Regions from separate parts of the Homo sapiens genome. Here regions 1 and 2 are each linked to region 3. The links are chromatin contacts, found by Hi-C or POLR2A ChIA-PET in ENCODE. All regions are on one chromosome and are shown on one strand. Each heading gives the region's core, a stretch centred on a gene start or an enhancer-like site at or near the end of the contact. The rest is flanking DNA. Distances are from core to core; before and after follow the strand shown.

Region 1 (3,246 bases), core at 503-3,002, 1.0 Mb before region 3:
TCAGTAGTTTTCTGGAGACTTTTGTCAAAGAGCCTATGGATGAGCAAAGAGCAAAGAGAAATAATTTTCCAGGATTAGGAATGGTGGGTGCAGAGAGTTAAAGGAATCTTTGTGAAGACTGATTATGAAGGCATGATTCTTTCTGCATAATAAATTGTGTACTTTATTATTATTAGTTTAAATGTGACAACCATGATCATTCTCGGTTAATATCGACATTACCCTTTGCAGGTAAGCACACTCAGGTAGAAAGGTGGTTAAATACTGTATTACATACCTCCAAGGATGACCTGTTCTCAGTCCTCTGGGATTTCTGATAGAGGGAGTTTAGCAGACTCTTCACAAACTGTTAGGTGCCAAGAATTGATTCAAAGCTCCTGATCACTGGGCTGTTCATTCAGAGTGTGGGAGTTCCTTGGTGTGGTACACTGTAGACACATTTAAACAGAGGGCAGCGTGGACTGGATGTTCTCTGAGGTCCCTTTACTTCCGAGGTTCTAAGTAGTAAGGGACTTTGGATAAGGGAGAAACTTAAAAAAGTTACAGTGGCTGAAGAAAGCCTAAGAGAAAAGTAGGGGCCTAAATTGTACCTGAAGGCTGGGCAGAGTTGGAAGGACATATTAGTTCCTCCAGACAGGAGAACATATGATCAAAGACTACCTGTGGACAATTATCACAGATCAAAGACTAGCTGGGGACAATGATCACAGTGACTGCAGGATGGTGGAATACTTATGAAGCAAATAATATGTAAATAAGATTTATTTGTGTCAGGGAGGGGGCAGCATTTAAATAACCGGCAGTTGAAAATTGTACCATATTAGTTATATGTCTAAAATTAGATGTTCAGAATAAACAGCTATTTCAGAAGAATGGACACAGTATTAAATTAAAATACAAGTAAGATTTATTTGTTGGAGGAAGTGGGAGAGGAAGGTACATGTTCAGTTGACTCAACAGTTTAAATCATACCTAAGACATTTACATATCAGCTATATGCTAATCCTTATATGATAATTAGTAATTAAATTCATTTTGCAAAAACATCAGTGAAAGCTTTGCTGTGAAACAGTTTTGTAGGAGGCTAGTTGAAATTATTGTTAAATGCCTATTTGAAAGGGCAATTAGTTAGACTATTCTGTAGTTCAAGCTTTTCACTAAGTGACTTAGTGAGTTATACTTAATGAAGTTCTGTTATATATAGATCAGAGGTCCGAAGCTCTTGGAAATTCTTATATTTTAATAAAGTAAGCAGTCAAGAACTGTTTAATGATAATAAGAGTAGCTTGACACAGATACATATTTAGTCACCTGTTTAACAATCACAGAATATCAACCCTAAAGAGCACCTTAGCTGACCTAGGCCAAGACCTTCAGCATCAGACAGTCTTGTAGCCTGGAGAGATTTTTCTCTGTCTCTTCCTAAACCTCTACTATAGTGGTTCTTAAAGTGTGGTCCTGCCTCAGCAACATCAGGGACCTTTTGAAAAATGTAAATTCTGGCTGGGTGTGGTGGCTCACACCTGTAATCCCAGCACTTTGGGAGGCTGAGGTGGGCTGATCACTTGAGGTCAGGAGTTTGAGACCAGCCTGGCCAACATGACGAAACCCTGTCTCTACCAAAAATATAAAAAATTAGCCGGGTATGGCAGCACGCACCTGTAATCCCAGCTACTTGGGAGGCTGAGCCAGGAGAATTGCTTGAACCCGGCAGGCAGAGGTTGCAGTGAGTCGAGATCTTGCCACTGTACTCCAGCCTGGGTGACAGAGCGAGACTCCATCTCAAAAAAAAAAAAAAAAAAAAAGAGTTAAAAACATGCAAATTCTTAGGCCCCACCTCTGATCCCCTGATCGACTGAATCGAAACTCTGGGGTGGACCCAACAATATGTAGCTTAGTAAGCCCTCCAGGTGATCCTGATCCACACTGGGGTTTGAGAACTGTTTCCCCACACTACAGCTTCAAAATATCTTGAGGAAATAACTTCTCTTAGATCACTCTTAGCCACACAGAGAAATACTTCCTGTTTTATGTCTAAATTTATCTTCCTAAAGCTTTGAAGGGTGGAGCACACTATCTTCAGAAGTGTAGATACTTTTTTCACATTCCTTTATGGGCAACATGCTAGGGTGCATCTCAGCAGAAGGGTGGCCAAGCCTGGGAGGGGATGAAGACAGAGCTGGCACTAAGCAGGGACATGGGGAAACAAGGGCTGATCTTAGCCATTATTTGATTATTTGATAATCCAAGATTCACTCCAAAGAGGAGCACAGCATAGTCTGGTTCAGCACCTGGGTTTTTAAGACTAATAACACTGAGTCAGAGATTCACAAGGTTGTGGGGGGAATCTTTGGACCTAGGTAGTAGAGATAAAATGACGGGAATCATCTATACTGGCCAACATTGTTCTAGAAATTGTCTGAATAAAGCATAACAGAATAGAGAAGGGTCCAACCCTCTGGGGATATAGCATTGACAAGGAAAAAATGACCTCAGATGACTGGCTGCAATTTAGGGCAGGATTCTACTGCTCCCCTCCCCCTCATTTCTGCCAACCCAGCATTAGCTAAGAAATCCAGGGATCCAGGATGTACAAGTAATGAGGGCGGAAGGAGCACATAGGTGGTCCAACTGTGCTGCTGAGGTCTTCCCAGCACTGTTTGGGATCTGTTCCAGAGAAGGGAAGGACTGTGCAGATAGCTGGTGGCTACTGCTTTGTCTGCCTAGAGTGGAGTAGCACTCTGTTCTCAGGAATACTGCTTTCCACAGTGTGGTTTAATGGGATCCCCCAGTTTCTGACTGATCTGCTTCCCTAACTCAGTGATTGGCTACAGATAGGCATGTTCCCCAAATTCAGTCCTGAGACTTCTGACCTTCAACCAGATGGAAGATCTTGGGTTTGCTCAGGTGGCAAACCTGTGAGGTATGAGTCTGAGCTGTTCGGTGGCCATGTCCCACAGGCTGTGCAGAAGAAGCCAGTCTGTGGTGGGAGAGAGTGGCTGGTGCACTGAGAGAAGCAGAAACAAGAGACAGAGAAAGGGCGGGTGGTGTTCCAGTCCCAGGTGTGGTCAGTCCTGAGGTCCAGCTCATACCCACCTTTCCTGCAGTTCAGTTGGGTGAGCCTACAAATCTCCCTTTTCTGCCTAAGCCAAATTGTTCCTGTGGATACAGTGTCTAACTTCTTGTCATCTTTCTGAAGATGCTTTAACTGGCAAAGCATCCATCAGGGTTTTATTTTGGTTTTAG
Region 2 (3,409 bases), core at 479-2,978, 1.1 Mb before region 3:
GGCCAACATGGTGAAATCCCGTTGCTACTAAAAATGCAAAAATCAGCTGGGCATGGTGGTGCACACCCCTAATCCCAGCTACTGAGGAAGCTGAGGTAGGAGAATCAATTGAACCCAGGAGGCAGAAGTTGGAGTGAGCCGAGATCATGCCACTGCACTCCAGCCTGGGTGATAGAGTGAGATTCTGTCTCAAAAATTAAAAAAAAAAAAGATTTATGGTGAACAGCGGGTTAGATGTCATTCTTTTGATTTTAGGGTTGTATTCAAGTATAAGACTCATTCTTTTCACAATGAGCGGTTAGAGCAGCAAAGCTGTAGATATCTGAAGACTTTGAGAGCTTAGGGAATAGGAGGATCATCTGGGGTCCCCCCTTTCTCTCTCCTTCCCCCGCAGCCCTCTCCTTTGCCACCAGCAGCCGAGAGAACAGTCTTGGGGGAAAGAAAACACAGAAGCTCAGTGCTGCGGGGAGAGGGGAATGAAGGCGTGATAAGAGACATGCGGGGGCTGTTCCTGGCTCGCTCACCTCCTTGTCCTCTTCCTCACCGAAACCACAGAGTCTCCCCCAGCCTTGCAGCAGAAGTGTGGTCGTGCCTCTGCAGTAAGCTGGGTGTAGGACTGGCTGGCCAGCATCTGCAGTCTATGCTGAGTACCTGTGCCTGGGTGACCCTTCCCCCGCGACTCCAGTGTGACCTTCCTTCCCAAGCCTCTTGTTGCCCTGGGGTCTTCCACATTCAGCTGTGTCAAGCTCAGGGAATACAGGAGGAAAATGGGATCGCCTCAAAGTTAGGGGCTGGGGGATGAGTTGCCGCAGGTACTAACAGGCAAACCTGCCCTGTTCCTCCAGCCGGGTGCCAGTGGTAGTTGACAGGGAAAGGGCCCTTGAGGAAGAGAGCAAGTGGGGAGAGAGAGGGAGAGACAGAGAGGATGGAGAAGTTGGAGGTCTCTGTGGTGGCCCAAGGGGGCAGTGGGGCCTGGAGGAGGTGGTTGGGCATCTGCTCCCACTAACCCATGGGCCACCTGGTCCCTTTGCCACGGACCCTGCTATGGGCAGCCATGGTGGGGTGGAGGCGTGTCCCTGGCACCCCCATGTCTCCCCGCATGAGTTTCCTGAGGAACCTGTGGGCATCCCGACGCCCTCTGGGTTTCACCTGGAGGACCACTGCTCACAAGTGGCCTCTCCTTATTTCTTTGAGCAACTTGAACTCTGTGAAAAGAACGTGGGCTCCACGGAGGCCTGTGCCAGCGGAGACAGGAAACATCACCGCTGTTTTCAAGATGGTTCCATTCACTCTTTGTCCTAGTGACCCTGTACTCAGCTCCCATTGTGATGGCTTGGGCGGGGGGATGGGCATGTTTTCTGGATAGTTCCACTGCCTCTGCCCCACTGCATGCAAGCCTGGTCAGCCTGGTGAGGGAGGGCATGCTCAGGCCCCCACCAGCCCCGGGCCTGCTGTCCTTCAGTGGCCTGTGTTCTGAAGACACAGGTGCATCTCTGTCACCCACTACCCACCAAGTCACAAACACCTGGGGCGGGAAGGAAGGTAAATGTTCCTCAAGGGATAGTGTGTATATGAGGGTGGGGTGCGTGGCTGGGAGGCGCACAAATGGCAGCATCCACTTAGGAGCCTGTACCCATCTTCCAGCAGGTCAGCACGGCTGAAGCCAGCAAATTTGTTGTGTTCTCTGGGCCTTAGCAGTCACGACCTTGGACCACGAGATGTGCCCTTGTCGCATTTATTTAAAGAGTTGAAATCTGAAAGGTGCATTAGAAATCGTTCTATTTATAGAGTCACTCTAAATACACTGTGGTGGAAGATGGCCAAGAGCTATTGTGAAGTGAAAGTAGGAACTGGAAAACGGTGAGCTCAGCATGATCTCACATATGCACATATGTGTACACCTGTGTGTATACATGTATAAAAGATATCTGTACACATGTATGTGTATAATACTCATACGTGTGTGTGCATATGTGTGTGTGTGTCCATATGGTCTGGAGATTTATATGCATAATACAACCGGAAGAAATATACACTGAAGAGATAGCATTATCTCTTGAAAGTGAGATTGGGATTATGTGGGGAGGGGAACTTTTAAACATTAATTTACGGAAAAGAAACGGAAAAATGTTCTGGTTCAGTCTAGCCAGGGTAAGTTTGAGACCTGGGCCCCAGGGTGACTTTCACCTCAACCACTGCTCTCTGCCAGTGCCACGCTGCCTGTGGCCTGGCCCTTGCTGTGAGTGTTTACGACCACAAAATTTACTTTTCCTGGAAGTGGTTTCTTCTGATGGCTGGAGAATGTTTATGACATTGTCCATCTCTGTTTCTCCTTAATGAAATTGCCTGGCAGCCGCGGTATTTTAGAGAAGTCTTAACCCCTACTCACTCTCCATTTAGCTTTCCATTCCATTTTCCATGGGAATGGCTGCTCTGACATCAGAATAGGCAATGGCAGCAGGAAGCAGTATCATCAAAGGTGCGAGTTTGAACTCTGGGGAGAGAGGTGTTCATAGGGTAATTTTTGCAACAGTTGGAAAATGCTCTACTGGACAGGGCTGGCTTTTGCTAAGAGGCTCAACAGGAGTTGGTCCATGTGCTGCATTCTCATTTTCACTCCCCAGTTACTCCCTGGGCCACCTGCCTGCCGCAGCACCTGAAGTCAAGTCACCAGAGGCTCAACTTTCTGGTCCATGTGTGGCTGTTTCTTTTTCTATTTATTTTTGTATTTTATTTATTTATTTTTTGTGATGGAGACTTGCTCTGTCACCAGGCTGGCACGATCTTGGCTCACTGCAACCTCCGCCTCATAGGTTCAAGTGATTCCCCTGCCTCAGCCTCCAGAGTAGCTGGGACTACAGGCACGCGCCACCATGCCCAGCTAATTTTTTTGTATTTTAGTAGAGACGGGGTTTCACCATGTTGGCCAGGATTGTCTTGTTCTCTTGACCTCGTGATCCGCCCATCTTGGCCTCCCAAAGTACTGGGATTACAGGCGTGAGCCACTGCGCTGGCCATGTGTGGCTGTTTCTAGGAGAGATTTCTGTCTCATTCCTTCTCTTCCTTTTTTCTTTCTCTCCCTCAAAATTTTCCAATGTTCCTGGGAGGGCTAGTCAGTCACAACTTACAGTGGTGTAGTAGTGGGCTCTCTGCCTGAAAGCTGAGGAATTGGGACTTTAGAGTGGATGAGTGGAGGCATCATTTGGGAGAGGAAGGCAGTGACTAGAAACTAGGTGGCAAGAAGGCATCTTTTTGCACTTCTGCTCACCCCATCTCTTCCCCATAGCAAAAAGAACTGCAGTAAATTCTAGGGATTTGCAGTGTTGACATCGAGTCCCCAGGGTGTCCCAGCAGAAGGGGTGGCAGCAACGGTGGGCTGTTTCCACTGAAGGGAAGACTCCACCTCAGG
Region 3 (3,164 bases), core at 304-2,803:
ACCAGCACTTTGGGAGGCTGAGGCAGGAGGATCACTTGATCCCAGAAGTTGGAGACCAGCCTGGGCGACACAGGGAGACCCCTCCCCCATCTCCACAAAAATAAAAATAAAATAAGCCAGGCGTGGTGGCGTGCACCTATAGTCCCAGCTACTTGGGAGGCTTAAGTGGGAGGCTCACTTGAGCCCAGGAGTTCGAGGCTGCCGTGAGCTATGATAGCACCACTGCACTCCAGCCTGAGCAACAGAGAAGACCCAGTCTCCAAAAAAAAAAAAAGCCCACCAAAAAAGTAAAAAAAAGTTGAAAATGATGACAGACCCTTTATTAGCACCTCTTACATGCCCGGGCAGTGAATTTATATCATCTTTCACAAATAGAAAAACTGAAGCTCATTCAGATTAGGTAATTTATCTGAAGACACAGATAAACCCCTCTCAGCGCCTGACTCTCGGCGCAATCGGGATGTTTCGCAGCGGGGCAGGGGCAGGGGCCGGAGCCACCGCCATCGCAGCCCGGGGAACAACGGACTCGGGGAAGCCCGGCCTGGCCCTTCAAGTCCCGGGCCCAGCAAGGGCCAGGACCCTCCCTCCCTCCCTGCAATCGGTCCCAACTCGCTGAATGAAGCTCATTCAGTTTAGGTAATTTATCTGAAGACACACGGTTAGTAAAAGGCAGAACCCAGGTTTGTATTCCGAAGCCCTCGTTCTTTCCACCACATTATTATGGCCTTCCTAACGGTAATCCTTACAATTTTAAATGAACATATACCATAGCTCCTCTCCTGAACACCGAGGGACGCTGGCTCACGGAGTTTAGAAAGTTAACGCATCTGGCCGGGCGCGATGGCTCACGCCTGTAATCCCAGCACTTTGGGAGGCCGAGGTGGGCGGATCACAAGGTCAGGAGTTCGAGACCAGCTTGACTAAGATGGTGAAACCCCGTCTTTACTAAAAATACAAAAATTAGCTGGGCATGGTGGCACAGGCCTGTAATCCCAGCTACTCGGGAGGCTGAGGCAGAAGAATCGCTTGAACCCGGGAGGTGGAGGGTGCGGTGAGCCGAGATCGCGCCACTGCACTCCAGCCTGGGTGACAGAGCGAGACTCCGTCTCAAAAAAAAAAAAAAAAAAAAGGAAGTTTACGCAACCCGCTGCGTCCCCTCCACCGCCGCGCACCCCGTCTCGCAGCTGGCGCGGTGTTTGCTGGTGACATGAACTCAACCAGCCTCCACCATCTGGGGATCGGGGCGACATCCTTGGTCTGGTTTGCAAGAGGACCCGCACGCCTCCAGCTGGGGCGGAATTGGAAGATTCAGAAAGGAAAGTTGGGGAGGCGGGGAAGGAAGGGTGCAAAAGTGACACTGTGCCAGGGTCTCCAGGGCCGCGGAGCTCCGGGACAGGCAGCGCCTTCCGAGCTGCACAAACGCGTGGGGCGGGGCGTCTCTGGATCCGGAAGTTGCCTCTGCCCTCACCAAAGATGGCGGCCCCGGCGCCGCTCGCCCACCTCTCGTAACCAATGGAACCGCGGCGCTCGGCCGATTCTCGCAGGCGCCCTCAGATCTACGCTCTCTGATGCAACGCCGGAATCGCGGAAACCGCCGGTGCACGTTGGAGTCATAAGACGGCGTCGGTGTTGCAGTCTGTGTCCTTGGAGGTGACCAGGGCCACTGCAGGCATGGTGCTAGGTGGGTGAGACTCAGTGTATGGCGCGGTGTTCCCTGCCTGGGGCAGGAACTCTGCTCCAGTCGGGTTTCGGCGCTTTCCTTAGTGCCTACCAGAGTGGGCGCCCCGCGAATGTTTGGGGACCGATTGCAGGGAGGGAGGGAGGGAGGGTGCTGGCCTTTGCTGGGCCCGGGACTTGAAGGGCCAGGCCGGGCTTCCCCGAGTCCGTCGTTCCCCCGGGCTGCGATGGCGGTGGCTCCGGGCCCTTCCCCTGCCCCGCTGCGAAACCTCCCGATTGCGCTGAGACTCAGGCGCTGGGACGGGTTCAGACACAGGGTAGCCCCTACTCCTGCAGTTCTTCAAAGTGATCGTCAGGAAGGGGCTTTAGGATTCTAGTTGTTTTTCTCCCACCCTCATTTTTTTATTGAGGTTTCCGGGGAGACCATACTGTGCAGTAGGAAAAAAAAAAAAAAAAAGAGAGAGACCTGGATGGATGTTAACTGTTCAGACCTACTAGTTGTGAGGCCTTCTGAAATTTTCTAACCTCAGAGCTTCTGTTTCCTTTAAAGTCCAGAGGGAGCTGGTGTTTATTTGCCATCTCTACAAAAACTGGCACTGGGATATCTGATTTGTATGTGTTATTTTATTTCATCCTCAGCACAGCCTTTCAAGATGGGGATTGTTTTTCCTATTTTATAGGTAAAGAAATAAGCTCAGAAAGGTTAAGTAAATTCTCCAGAGTCACCCTGCCTTTTAAGGTACAAAATCCAACATTCCAGCGTATGTCTGATCAACTTCAAAGCCCATATTTTATTTTTGGGTGCCCAATTAGATAGAATAAATATCACAAATTAAAATGATCAGAGTTCATTTTGAAAACCTGGATTATTAACTAATGTTTTTATGAGATGGATGTTATTGAAATGGAGTGGGGAAATAACTAGGATATTAATTACTTATGGACCTCAATTTTTATTAATCGATGCTTGTTCTGTTTACAAAGATAAGGAATGAATAAAGTAGTAAGGTGACTAATAGTTAATGGCCAGACCATAACTTACCCTCATTTTGTCAAACAGCAGAGCTGTACGTCTCTGACCGAGAGGGAAGCGATGCCACGGGAGATGGAACCAAGGAGAAACCATTTAAAACAGGTCTAAAGGTAGAGTCTCTTCTCATTAGGAAAATGAGACTGCATTTATTAATGAGTTATGTCAATTTTCTTGTGACTTGCCAAGAACTTAATTTCAAACACTAGGTTCCAAAGAGAATTTTCAGAAAAGGGAAAGTAAGGAATGCATACAGATATGTGACTTTAAGATTGTTAGATGATCAAAGTCTAAACTTACTTTTTAACATTTTGAAAAAAGGTCTCTTCTTTCTTACCACATGGCATTGCTTCTTGGAATTTTTCTCTCCATTGAGTCAGATTGCTGGGTTTTCAATTCTTGTAAAGATAAAAGTTACCTTTCCTCAGTTACAGTGAGCTCATGACCAGGGGGCTCC

What was found. Hi-C counts contacts between places; a loop is a spot of excess contacts on that map. ChIA-PET counts read pairs that join two places held with the same protein, here RNA polymerase II (POLR2A). Pooled maps may share reads with other maps.
Region 1: a loop to region 3 is called in a pooled map, with 4 times the contacts of the local background. The contact joins the promoter of LINC03110 here to the promoter of NARS1 in region 3. A Hi-C loop is called at or near these places in 3 of 50 pooled maps. POLR2A ChIA-PET finds 5 or more read pairs at or near these places in 2 of 52 experiments (B cell and GM12878).
Region 2: a loop to region 3 is called in a pooled map, with 3 times the contacts of the local background. The contact joins the enhancer-like site here to the promoter of NARS1 in region 3. A Hi-C loop is called at or near these places in 1 of 37 single-sample maps with no recorded cell type and 10 of 50 pooled maps.

What each region holds. Positions count from the first base shown.
Region 1 is chr18:58,657,045-58,660,290 of GRCh38, reverse strand. LINC03110 (long intergenic non-protein coding RNA 3110) reads right to left here and starts at 1,752. Exons shown (of 4, transcript NR_187442.1): 1 at 1,660-1,752; 2 at 278-428.
Region 2 is chr18:58,760,215-58,763,623 of GRCh38, reverse strand. All of the region lies in intron 1 of LOC105372146 (a long non-coding RNA gene), which reads left to right. Among named protein-coding and RNA genes, the nearest start is that of LINC01926, 52 kb to the left of the region's middle. RefSeq lists an enhancer at 1,592-1,641. Within about 2 kb of position 1,728, at least 5 of the 41 ENCODE cell types and tissues checked have a DNase peak (open chromatin) inside an H3K27ac peak, as active enhancers do.
Region 3 is chr18:57,620,225-57,623,388 of GRCh38, reverse strand. NARS1 (asparaginyl-tRNA synthetase 1) reads left to right here and starts at 1,553. Exons shown (of 14, transcript NM_004539.4): 1 at 1,553-1,681; 2 at 2,738-2,820. The coding sequence starts at 1,672. RefSeq lists enhancers at 1,280-1,619, 1,000-1,704.